Linked DNA regions of Homo sapiens: region 2 is linked to region 1. Evidence: chromatin loops called from intact Hi-C (ENCODE). Cell type or tissue: PC-9. All regions are shown on one strand. Links, peaks and the distances in the headings refer to the core of each region. The heading gives the core; the rest is flanking DNA. Region 1 overlaps LARP1 (La ribonucleoprotein 1, translational regulator). Region 2 holds the start of LOC107986464 (a long non-coding RNA gene).

What was found. Peaks named below come from ENCODE experiments on the same cell type or tissue, not always from the same donor. Only the 100,000 strongest peaks of a DNase experiment are listed, where the experiment ranks them.
Region 2: a loop joins it to region 1, with 6 times the contacts of the local background. A loop is called at or near these places in 1 of 110 quality-filtered maps.

Annotation. Positions count from the first base shown.
Region 1 is chr5:154,809,332-154,814,709 of GRCh38, reverse strand. LARP1 (La ribonucleoprotein 1, translational regulator) reads right to left here. Exons shown (of 19, transcript NM_033551.3): 17 at 3,354-3,463; 18 at 3,070-3,197; 19 at 1-823. The coding sequence ends at 614. Among named protein-coding and RNA genes, the nearest start is that of MIR378H, 17 kb to the left of the region's middle. In PC-9, for the core only: CTCF peaks have their summits at 2,450 and 2,653 (motif pointing right); a DNase peak (open chromatin) is centred at 2,649; H3K27ac peaks cover 497 bases.
Region 2 is chr5:153,971,943-153,977,320 of GRCh38, reverse strand. LOC107986464 (a long non-coding RNA gene) reads left to right here and starts at 3,358. Exons shown (of 3, transcript XR_001742937.1): 1 at 3,358-3,480. It overlaps LOC107983980 (a long non-coding RNA gene), which reads left to right and starts at 132. Exons shown (of 3, transcript XR_001742534.1): 1 at 132-266; 2 at 965-1,058; 3 at 1,428-3,287. In PC-9, for the core only: CTCF peaks have their summits at 2,553 and 2,754 (motif pointing left); no DNase peak of the experiment used is centred there; H3K27me3 peaks cover 543 bases.

The DNA.
Region 1 (5,378 bases), core at 201-5,200:
CCAGTTTTAGATCCTTTGGTTTCCTTCTCCCAGAAGATGGCAGAAGGGCATGGTGGGAACAGCAGGGAGAAAATATGGTGATGACAAACCCCAGATGATCAAGGGGCTGATGCTCCTGGGGCCCAGAGGTACCACCAGAGCCTTCTATGAGACAGTGCTGGGCAATGGGGGGGCCCGCAGGGCCTTCTTGTGGGCTGCATAGTTGGCTTGAGGGGGAGCAGGAGGTTAGGGGTGGGGACCAGGGTTGCAGCCTACTAGCCTCGGGCAGGGCTGCAGAGTGATTTTGGTAATCCAGATGAACTATCAATAATTTAAAACTTGATATATATATATGTATATATATATAAAAATCTCCCCCCTTTCCCTCCCCCCTTAGAAGAAGCTAGGATGTCAAGAGTCATGGAGAGAGGAGGGGGAAGGGGATGTAGAGGCTCCTGCCCAGGGGTACCTCTGATAGCCCAAATGGTGTATACATTGCTACTCAGCACAAAGGCCTGTCCTAGTAACTCCAGGCCTGTCCCTTCATTGTCCCCTTTCCTGGGACTGGGCACCCCCATGGACTCTTACCCACCCTACCCCTTTCCCCCCTCAAGCCCCAGGGCTAAGGAGCTTTTCACTTTCCCAAAGTCTGTGTGTTCGAGTGCTGGCTTGTCCATTTGGCATCTTCCCGGACAGGCTGGCCGGTGGGTGGTGTAGGGGGTTGGCTGATCATGGCAGCAGGCCTGCTGGAAGACTGGGAGGGGCACCGCTTCCTGCCCTCACCGCCGCCACCTCCTGCTACCACTGAGTGTCGCTTGTGGTTGCCCTCCTCACCCATGGGGGGCTGCAACAGAGGAAGGAGTCACAGGTGATCAGAAGCACTATCTACGCCCTCTTCCTTGCCAGGCCCGTCTAGACACTTCCTACTTTCTACCTCCAAATATAGAAAATGAATGGGTTTAACCTTAAAAATAAATTATAAGTTATTAAGCGTTTCTTCATGCCAAGCCTTGTGCTGTTTTATGCACACTCTCTCATGGGGTCAGCATCACCCTTTGATGTGGACCCATGGACATCTGATTTTATAGATGAGGAAACTGAAGCACAAAAAAGTAACTTCCCCAGGGTCTCATAGCTGGTAACCGATAAAGACAAAATTTAGGTCTACCTGCCCCAAAAGGCCAGGCTTTTATCCAACCTCATTTCTGCTTCCCTTCCAAGAAGGGATCTCTTGCTCAGAAATGTGGAATGTGGCATGCAGTATGCTGCGACGTCTCAGCTCAGAAGGCCCAGATCCTTCTGGGGATCACCTCATTCTCTTCAAGGTCCAGAGGATCCTGAACTAAGACTCAGACCATGCTCCAGACTGGCCTTACCACTAACAAAGGTCTTATAACCCCGAAGACAGACGTTTCCTTCCCATTTTGGGAACCAAAACTGAGTCCTTGTTCCACCCTAATAGGTCTACTTATCACAAAGGTTCTCTGTGACTTGTACCCTGCTCCCCTCCCTTCTCCTCCTCAAGGGTGGAAATGCTTAAGAATAAAAGAAAACAGATTTGTGTTTATATTGAGAGACCTGAGTGGCTCTGCCATTATGTCACTGGATGGCCACGAACCTCAGTTAACCTAATAAGTCCTGTCTGCGTCACCACATAAGGGTTAAATAAGGTCAATGTAAAGTACCTGGCACATAATAAACACTTAATAAATGGCAGTTTTAAAATAATAAATGTGATGATTTGGCTGTGTCTCCACCCAAATCTCGATCTTGAATTGTAGTTCCCATAATCCCCACATGTCGCGGGAGGGACCAGGTGGAGATAATTGCATCATGGGGGCAGTTTCCCCCATCTTGTTCTCGTGATAGTGAGTGAGTTCTCACAAGATCTGACGGTCTTATAAGGGGCTTTTGGGCCGGGCGCGGTGGCTCATGCCTGTACTCCCAGCACTTTGGGAGGCCAAGCAGGTGGATCACAAGGTCAGGAGTTTGAGACCTGCCTGGCCAACATGGTGAAACCCCATCTCTACTAAAAATACAAAAATTAGCCAGGCGTGGTGGTGCGCACCTATAATCTCAGCTACTCAGGAGGCTAATGCAGGAGAATCACTTAAACCCGGGAGGCGGAGGTTGCAGTGAGCCAAGATCGTGCCACTGCACTCTAGCCTGGGTGACAGAGCAAGACTCTGTCTCCAAAAAAAAAAAGGGGGGGTGGGGGGGGGGGGCTTTTACTTCCCTTCACTCTGCACTTCTCCTTGCTGCCACCATGTGAAGAAGGATGTATTTGCTTCCCCTTCTGCCAAGATTTTAAGTTTCCTGAGGCCTCCCTGGCCATGCAGAACTGTGAGTCAATTAAACCTCTTTCCTTTATAAATTACCCAGTCTCAGGTATGTCTTTATTAGCAGAGTGAGAAGAGACTAATACAAAATGTTAAGGGCTAGTCTAATTGTCATTTACTTGCATTTGCCTTTTTGCTAAAAGGTTTGAAGGGAATAAGACAAAGAGACATCTCTACTACATTATAAACTCTCAGAAGGAAAAACTGAGCCTCTTTCCCTTATCTCTAAAGCACCGAGCACAGAGACATCCAATCAGTATCTGCTGAATCAATTAAATCACTCCAACTTCCCTTGATATACCCAGCAGTAATAACCCAGCCCTGCCACTGGATGTCACCGTTGAGGCGCTGCTCCAAGAACATAAGAGACCTGGGCATTAATTTATAAACTGGGGTTGGAATTGGCTTTTTCCAGAAAGAACAAATGTGTGTATCTTGGATACCCATCCTGATCAACTAGTAGTGGCTAACTTGGGCACAGTAGCAAGGAGGATGGTGAGATAGGAGAGAAAGAGCATTATGATGGTACCACAGAAAGGGTAAGCAGGAGCAACCATACAACTATCTCCAACTAGCCTTCATTGGCCACTCACTCTCCATTTTAAAGGTGAAAAAGCAAAGCCCAAATTGTGGGGAGCAGGGAGAGGGGTTCCTGGGCTAGGGGCACAGCTGGACCAGAATCCAAGTATCCTGATTCCTGGTCCAGTTTTCTTTCCAGGACAAGCAGAGTTAGAGAAAGAGTTTCACTTACATCTACTCGGAAGTCTTCAAGACGTCGGAATTTGCCGAGGTATTCTTGCAGTTTGGGGTCAATGTCCAAATTTTTGGCTTTGGAATATTTCAAGAAGGCCCAGAACTTCTCCAGCCCATACAGTTGGCCTGTAGGGAGAGGTACAGAAAAGCTGAGCTGGTGAGGATAAAGAAGCTCAGAGGAGAGAGGGAGGTGTTGTGTAATACACAGAAAGACCCAGGTCCAACTGGGGAAGAGGAGGCCTACATGACCAGGCCTCACTCAGATCCAACTCTGGCTCTTACCAGCTTCATAGTCCTTCACCGTTTCCTCCTGAAAATCCTTGAATATGTCCAGCCGGAACTTCTTTTCCAGGCCATAACTGTAGTATCGAAAAAGGCACTCCAAACCATATCTGTAGAACACAAGTCAGTGAAATCAGGGCAGTTTCTTCATCTGTAAAACGGGAAATGTGCCTGCATAACAGAGGAACTATGAAACAGTTTAAACTACATGTTATTTCTGTATTGAAAAAACAGCATACACGCTTTTAGAATGCTAGTCTAAGTGGGTCCAGCATAAAATGTTCAGAGATTTCCTGCAGTCAAGGAACTCTGTCCCCCTGCCACAGACATTTGTTTACTCCTATTCTTTTATGAAGTATCTATGGTTGCTTTCTGCTACAATAACAGAGTGAACGGAGTTGAGTAATTACGACAAACACCTTATGGCCAACAAAGCCTAAAGTATTTACTGACTCTTTCTAGAAAAAGTTGGCCAATCCCTGGTATAACTCTGCAAAGCCATTTGACCATGCCAATTAGTAGGTTTGTTCATTTATCTGACTCAGAAATTTCACTTCAAGGAACACATGCGGCCAGGCGCTGTGGCTCATGTCTATAATGCAAGCACTTTGGGAGGCCAAGGCACGCAGATCACTTGAGGTCCGGAGTTCAAGACCAGCCTGGCCAACATGGTGAAACCCCATCTCTACCAAAATACAAAAATTAGCCAGGTGTGGTGGTGGGTGCCTGTAATCTCAGCTACTCGGGAGGCTGAGGCAGAAGAATCGCTTGAACCTGGGAGGTGGAGGTTGCAGTGAGCCGAGATTGCGCCACTGCACTCCAGCCTAGGTGACACAGTGAGACTCGTCTCCAAAATAAAATAAAACAAAACAAAAACAAACACATGCCAATAGATTTAGATCTTTTTTTTTTCTTTTTTTTGAGACAGAGTCTCGCTCAGTCACCCAGGCTGGAGTGCAGTGGCACGATCTTGGCTCACTGCAACCTCTGCCTCCTGGGTTCAAGCCATTCTCCTAGCTCAGCCTCCCGTGTAGCTGGAACTACAGGCATGTGCCACCACACCCAGCTAATTTGTGTATTTTTAGTAGAGACGGGGCTTCACCATGTTGGCCAGGCTGGTCCCAAACTCCTGACCTCAAGTGATCTGCCTGCCTCGCACTCCCAAAGTGCTGGGATTACAGGTGTGAGCCACAGCACCCAGTCCAGATTTAGATCTTAACAGATGTACCAAACTGTTTACAGCAGCATTAATTAAGCAAAATACAAATGTCAACGAATAGAGATGCAATTAAGAAAAATCATGGCAAATCTATACAATGGAGTAATATAAGCTATTAGAAATTAATAGTAAGGCAGGGCGCGGTGGCTCACAAAGTAATCCCAGCACTTTGGGAGGCTGAGACAGGCGGATCACAAGGTCAGGAGATCGAGACCATCCTGGCTAACACAGCGAAACCTCGTCTCTACTAAAAATACAAAAAAAATTAGCCAGGCGTGGTGGCAGGCGCCTGTGGTCCCAGCTACTCGGTAGGCTGAGGCAGGAGAATGGCGTGAACCCGGGAGGTGGAGGTGGAGGTTGCAGTGAGGCAAGATCGCACCACTGCACTCCAGCCTGGGCGACAGAGCGAGACTCCACCTCAAAAAAAAAAAAAAAAAAGAAATAGTATAAATGTATACTTAAGGATACTGAAGAATGCTTACAATAATACATTATCAAATGGAAAAGACATGTTCAAACATGTTAGACGTAGAATGAGCCCATGAGTCCATTTTTGTAAACAAGTATGTAAATTTTACAACTACACATGCATACAAAGTCTGGAAGAGCACAAACTTCATAGGATGAGCTAAATACATTAAATATGCCAAGAAGAAACTAGGAAGCTTGATGGCAGAAGAACACTTGCTGTCTCTGGAATGATGGATGTTTTCATCAGCTTTTCCAAACTTGTCTTTTTTCATGTAGTTTACAGAGAGCACATTTTACATTGAAAATTGGGGAGGGGGTGGGGGTGTGGGGAGGTC
Region 2 (5,378 bases), core at 313-5,312, 840 kb after region 1:
GTCCCAGGAAGATGTCAGCTGCTATTATTCTTTGTTCTCAGGTTGATGTACACAGAAGCAATACATCTCAGTTGAGACGAATTCTGTCCTAAGGTGTGAGTTTCTGTGTTCCTGCTTATATGAGATTGTTTTCTCTGTATCCTAGGCATGTTCTTCAGGGGGCTGTGACTTGGGGTGCAGTGGAAGAAGGGGGCTTATCAGCAGGAAACTATCTCCAGAGTTGCCAGAAATCTGGATTAGGATCTACAGAAAATGTTGTCTGTCAGGTAGTCTGGAACTACAGATAAACAATACTGGGGTCAGAGGCCATGCGAACTATGAGCAGAAATAAATGGCCACTGGGGAACTTACATCTGTAAATTGTTGAATTTCAGATGCACTAGCTCATGCATGTCATATGTACATGCATCATCTGGTTACGCTTGTGTCATTACATTATATCAGGTGACCGCATACCCATTCTGATAGCCCACAGGAACCCCAAAGGCTGACCCCAGGCTGTGCAGTGCTTAGCAGGGGCTCCGGGTCTTTCCTGGGGTGTTCTTAACTATAGCACCACCAGTCAATGTTGATGTGTGAGCTGGGATGTTTCCCTCATTCATAGTCCTGCCCTACTTGGCAGGACTGGGAGGAAGGAGTCTGAGGTTCTAGTCCCATGGCAACAGTTTTCTTGTATCATTTTAGAAATGTCTCCCTCCTTCTGTGGACCTCAGTTTCTTCTTCTGTAAAATGGGTTCCTAATCCCTTCCCTGCCCACCTTGGAAAGTGGCAATGAGGCTCTAATTGAATAATATAATAGATGTGAAAGTGTTTTAAGAAAGCTGAAAAAACCTGATACACTTATAAGAGTGAGGAGAGGGAGGATGGGAGGTGGATAAAGAGGAAGCAGATCCTGATCACTGCAGGTTGTGTTGTTAAGCCAGCCTCTCACCTGAATCTGTTTTCTCTCCATCATCCCCTCCAGGGTTTGGCAAAGATGATTACAAGAAGACGCCGCGGAAAGAGAAGGGGAAGCTGCAGAGTAACCTCCGTGAGGAGCAGCAGAGGTGGAGAAGGTGGTGAGTCTCCTGGACCCCTACTGGGTCAGAACAGTCAGGAGGTGAGGCTTATTGGTCATAGCCACCAGCCCGTATGGATGTCTTGCTGGAGTGACTGCGCTGCCCAGGTCGGGCTGATCCTAGTAAGTAGGTGTCCTGGGAAGAGGAGAAGCTGGCTTTGCTCAGGGATAAGAGGACCCAGGAACAGTGCTATTGGCCATCTGAAGTGACTTTGGTGCTTCATGAATAAACCAATCAACATTAAATAGCTATATGGATGGATTCAAAACCCACCTATAGAAATTAACAAGTTGGGCTGAGAGGCCTGGGAAAAGGGACTGTGGCTTCATAGGGCAGTGGTGACTTTATGGCCACTGTTCCTTTCTCCAGAGCTGAGGAACTTGGCTGCTGATTCCGAGCAGAGTTGGGGAAAGAGTTCCCGCTCCATCAAAGAGTCATTTGTCTAAGTCCGGTGTCTAAGAAGTGGTATTCCCAGAAAACATTCTCCTTTCTCTCTGGACATGTATCTTCCAAGGAAACATCTCTTTAACCTGTGTCGTTGCCTTCTGGTTGGAGCAGCTTTGGAGATGTCCTAAGGTAGGAAAAGTTAGTTTTCCCCTTCCACTCCCACAGATTTTCTCTGGTTGCTTCTTTCTCCTCTATCCTCTCCTTTCAGCTCCTCAATGCCTGGGGCCCTCTCCCTCCTTCTACCTTTATCACGCTCTCTGGAAAGTATCTGATAGCAGCTGTTTATATTTTAGGGTGAATTAGGTTAAGGCCGTAGGCTTCTAAAAGCTACTGTCGGAATTTGGACTAAAGTATCTGTTTCCCCAGTGCCATGTTTCCTTCACTGTCCCAGGTCATACTTCTCTGTCATTGCTTCTCAGCGTAGCTCCCTATAATAACTTGTTTTCCTGTTTAGTGCCCTGTGCATGTTCCATACCTAGCTGGGTCTGGGGAAGGGGGAGGTCCTCTGAATGCAGTGGGGGCTCCAGATATGGTGGGAGGACCTAGCCTAGCCCCAGGACCCTCATGTGGACATGATGTCTCCCTGGCAGGAGGACAAAGGCAGTGAGACGGACAGCAGCAGCAGTGACAAGGAGCTGGCAGGAGTGCTGGTAAAAGGCATCAGACTGTGGTCTTGGACCCAGTACTCTGAGAGCACACAGGGAAACTGAGTCCTGGAGGGTGAAGGAACTTGCCAGAGGTCATGTCAGGAGTCATAGGAGAGCTGGGTTGGGCCCCAGAGCTGCTAAATCCCAGGGCAGAAGTGAACTGAGTGGTGAGGCATAGGACAAGCTCTGGCCAAAGGGCTGATGTCACCCCAGGGTGGGTGGAGAGAGTGCTCAGTGTCACACAGGGAATCAGAGCAGGGTCAGACTCAGACCAGGGTCCCTTGACTCCCAGCACAGTGCTCCTTCCACTGCCCTAAGCAGCCTGAGTTTTCTGACCTTGAGTCTGGAACCTCTGTCTAGAAGAAAACTTTGGGTCTCTCTAGAGAACCACCTATACCTTTGAAACAGACACTGTAGAATTACGTGTGGGACCGCAGAGATTGGCGTGGTTCCCAGCCCTGCCCCTGAGCAGATGGGGGACCTTGAGTACATCTCTTACTGCCTTTGTGGCTTTAGTTTCTGCTCTGTAGCCCTAGAATTAAAAATTCGACAAATAAAACTGTTTCGGATTCCAGGGCATTTGGCTCCATCTTCTGGTCAGTTTTTGTCACTGTAGCTTTTTGCAGCATTGCCTGCCATCCAGTGTGACCTGAGAATTTTGAGGCTTCTAGGAAACTTTCTGGCTGTGGTGGGTGGGAAGTGGAATAGGACAGCAACAGAGTTATCCTAAAAGTCTAGGGAATTTCTGTGGTCTTTGGGTCATATTGGCGCATGTTATTCAGCCTTCTGCTGATAGTGGCTCGGTAGAGAGTCAGGGAGGCAGCCAGTGATGGACAAGCCCAAGTGTTAGAGGAGGAAGGTACATTGGAGAACAGTGAATGTAACCTCCTCAATGTACAGGTGCAGAAACTGAGGCAACCTTCACCTGTGGAGAAGTAGAGTCTTGCTTCAGGTCACACATGTAGGTTCCAGGTTTCCTGACACCCAAATCCATACTGTCCCCCACTCTGTCTTGCTGCCTCCTCTTTCTCCCAGCTTTCTATCCCAGCTGATTACCTCTTCCCCTTGCTTCTGAGACAGGGCCATCAGCCTAACAAGCACACTGCTCCATCCACTTGCTACCACAACAACCCACTCCCTCCTGGTCCCAGCTCCAGCCCTCATGAGGTGGAGTGCTCCCCTCCCACCCGCCCATCTCTCCAAGCCACAGCTTTCCTGGAGGAAATGGAATGAGGACATGGAAGGAAGAGGGAGGCAGAGGCCTACATTCTCCTCCAGCTCTGCCCTTTTTCCAGCCCAGCCTCTTGGATCCTCAGTCTTTCCATCAGGTACACAATCAGCTCCATGAGATTACTGAGATTAAATGGATGGTTGGTGTGAAGGTGCTTTGTGAATTCTTGAGTCCCCTGTTAAAATAGAAATTCAGATATGTCTGGGTTCTTCTCAAGCCACATAAAACCCCAGGTGCTGATTGGTACCAACTTAGCCCAGGTGCTATGGATCCTCAGAGGAGGGAGATGCATGGAAGCTGGAGGAATTTGAAGGCTTCAATGAGAGGGTAGTACTTTATTTTTCAGCCCAGAACGTATCTCGGAGGCATTCCCACTGACCCAGAGTCCAGTCTTTAAAAGCTCAGCTGTAATGGAAGAGGCACAGGAGGATTAATTGACTCTTGTATCCTCCCTTCTCTTCTCTGGAGATAAGATGTATGGCCTCTAGTTTATTTATTTATTTATTTATTTATTTTTTAATATGTGTATATTTTTATTATACTTTAAGTTTTAGGGTACATGTGCACAACATGCAGGTTGGTTACATATATATACATGTGCCATGTTGGTGTGCTGCACCCATTAACTCGTCATTTAACATTAGGTATATCTCCTAATGCTATCCCTCCCCCCTCCCTCCACCCCACAACAGGCCCCAATGTGTGATGTTCCCCTTCCTGTGTCCATGTGTTCTCATTGTTCAGTTCCCACCTATGAGTGAGAACATGCGGTGTTTGGTTTTTTGTCCTTGTGATAGTTTGCTGAGAATGATGGTTTCCAGCTTCATCCATGTCCCTACAAAGGACATGAACTCATCTTTTTTTATGGCTGCATAGTATTCCATGGTGTATGTGTGCCACATTAATCCAGTCTATCGTTGTTGGACATTTGGGTTGGTTCCGAGTCTTTGCTATTGTGAATAGTGCCGCAATAAACATACGTGTGCATGTGTCTTTATAGCAGCATGATTTATAATCCTTTGGGTATATACCCAGTAATGGGATGGCTGGGTCAAATGGTATTTCTAGTTCTAGATCCCTGAGGAATCACCACACTGACTTCCACAATGGTTGAACTAGTTTACAGTCCCACCAACAGTGTAAAAGTGTTCCTATTTCTCCACATCCTCTCCAGCACCTGTTGTTTCCTGACTTTTTAATGATTGCCATTCTAACGGGTGTGAGATGGTATCTCATTGTGGTTTTGATTTGCATTTCTCTGATGTGTATGGCCTCTAGTTTAAAGAGTGAAGCCCAGAGAAAGAGGTAGACATTGAAACCTTTCCCCACTTGGATCTTCAGCTCCCAGTGCAGTCTTGTTTCTGTTAGAACTTCAGAGTGCTAGAGAAATAGAGAATGAGAAGGGTAGCCCTGCCTTTCTTGTGTGCCCTCAAAGGCAGGGAGAAGACTGCCCTCCACAGAAAGCCCAGTTCCTAGTAAGGCAGCTCTAATCCTTTGAAAAGTCTCACTCAGCATTTCTCAAGGGTGGTTCTGAGACCCCTTGCACCAGAGTCACTGGGGGTGACTTACTGAATCAGACCGTCTGGGATGGACCTGGGAATCTGCACCTAAAACAGCCTCTGCAGATGAGGCACGTTGAACTTCAGGAACCACAGATCCCCTTCTCTGGCATCTCAGGAATAACAGCCCCTTGCTCTAGAGACAGTTCTTACCAACTCTTGCTTACAGGACATGATTTTCTCTTTTTTAAATGTTCTGCTTCCTTGCCATTTTCCACGTTCTCTGTTTTTCCTAGTCTCTATGTTTTTTTTTTTTTTTTTGAGACAGAGTCTCTCTCTGTCACCCAGGCTGGAGTGCAATGGTGCAATCTCAGTTTACTGCAACCTCCACCTCCCGCGTTCAAGCAATTCTCTTGCCTCAGCCTCCCGAGTAGCTGGGATTACAGGCGCCTGCCACCACGCTTGGCTAATTTTTGTATTTTTAGTAGAGATAGGG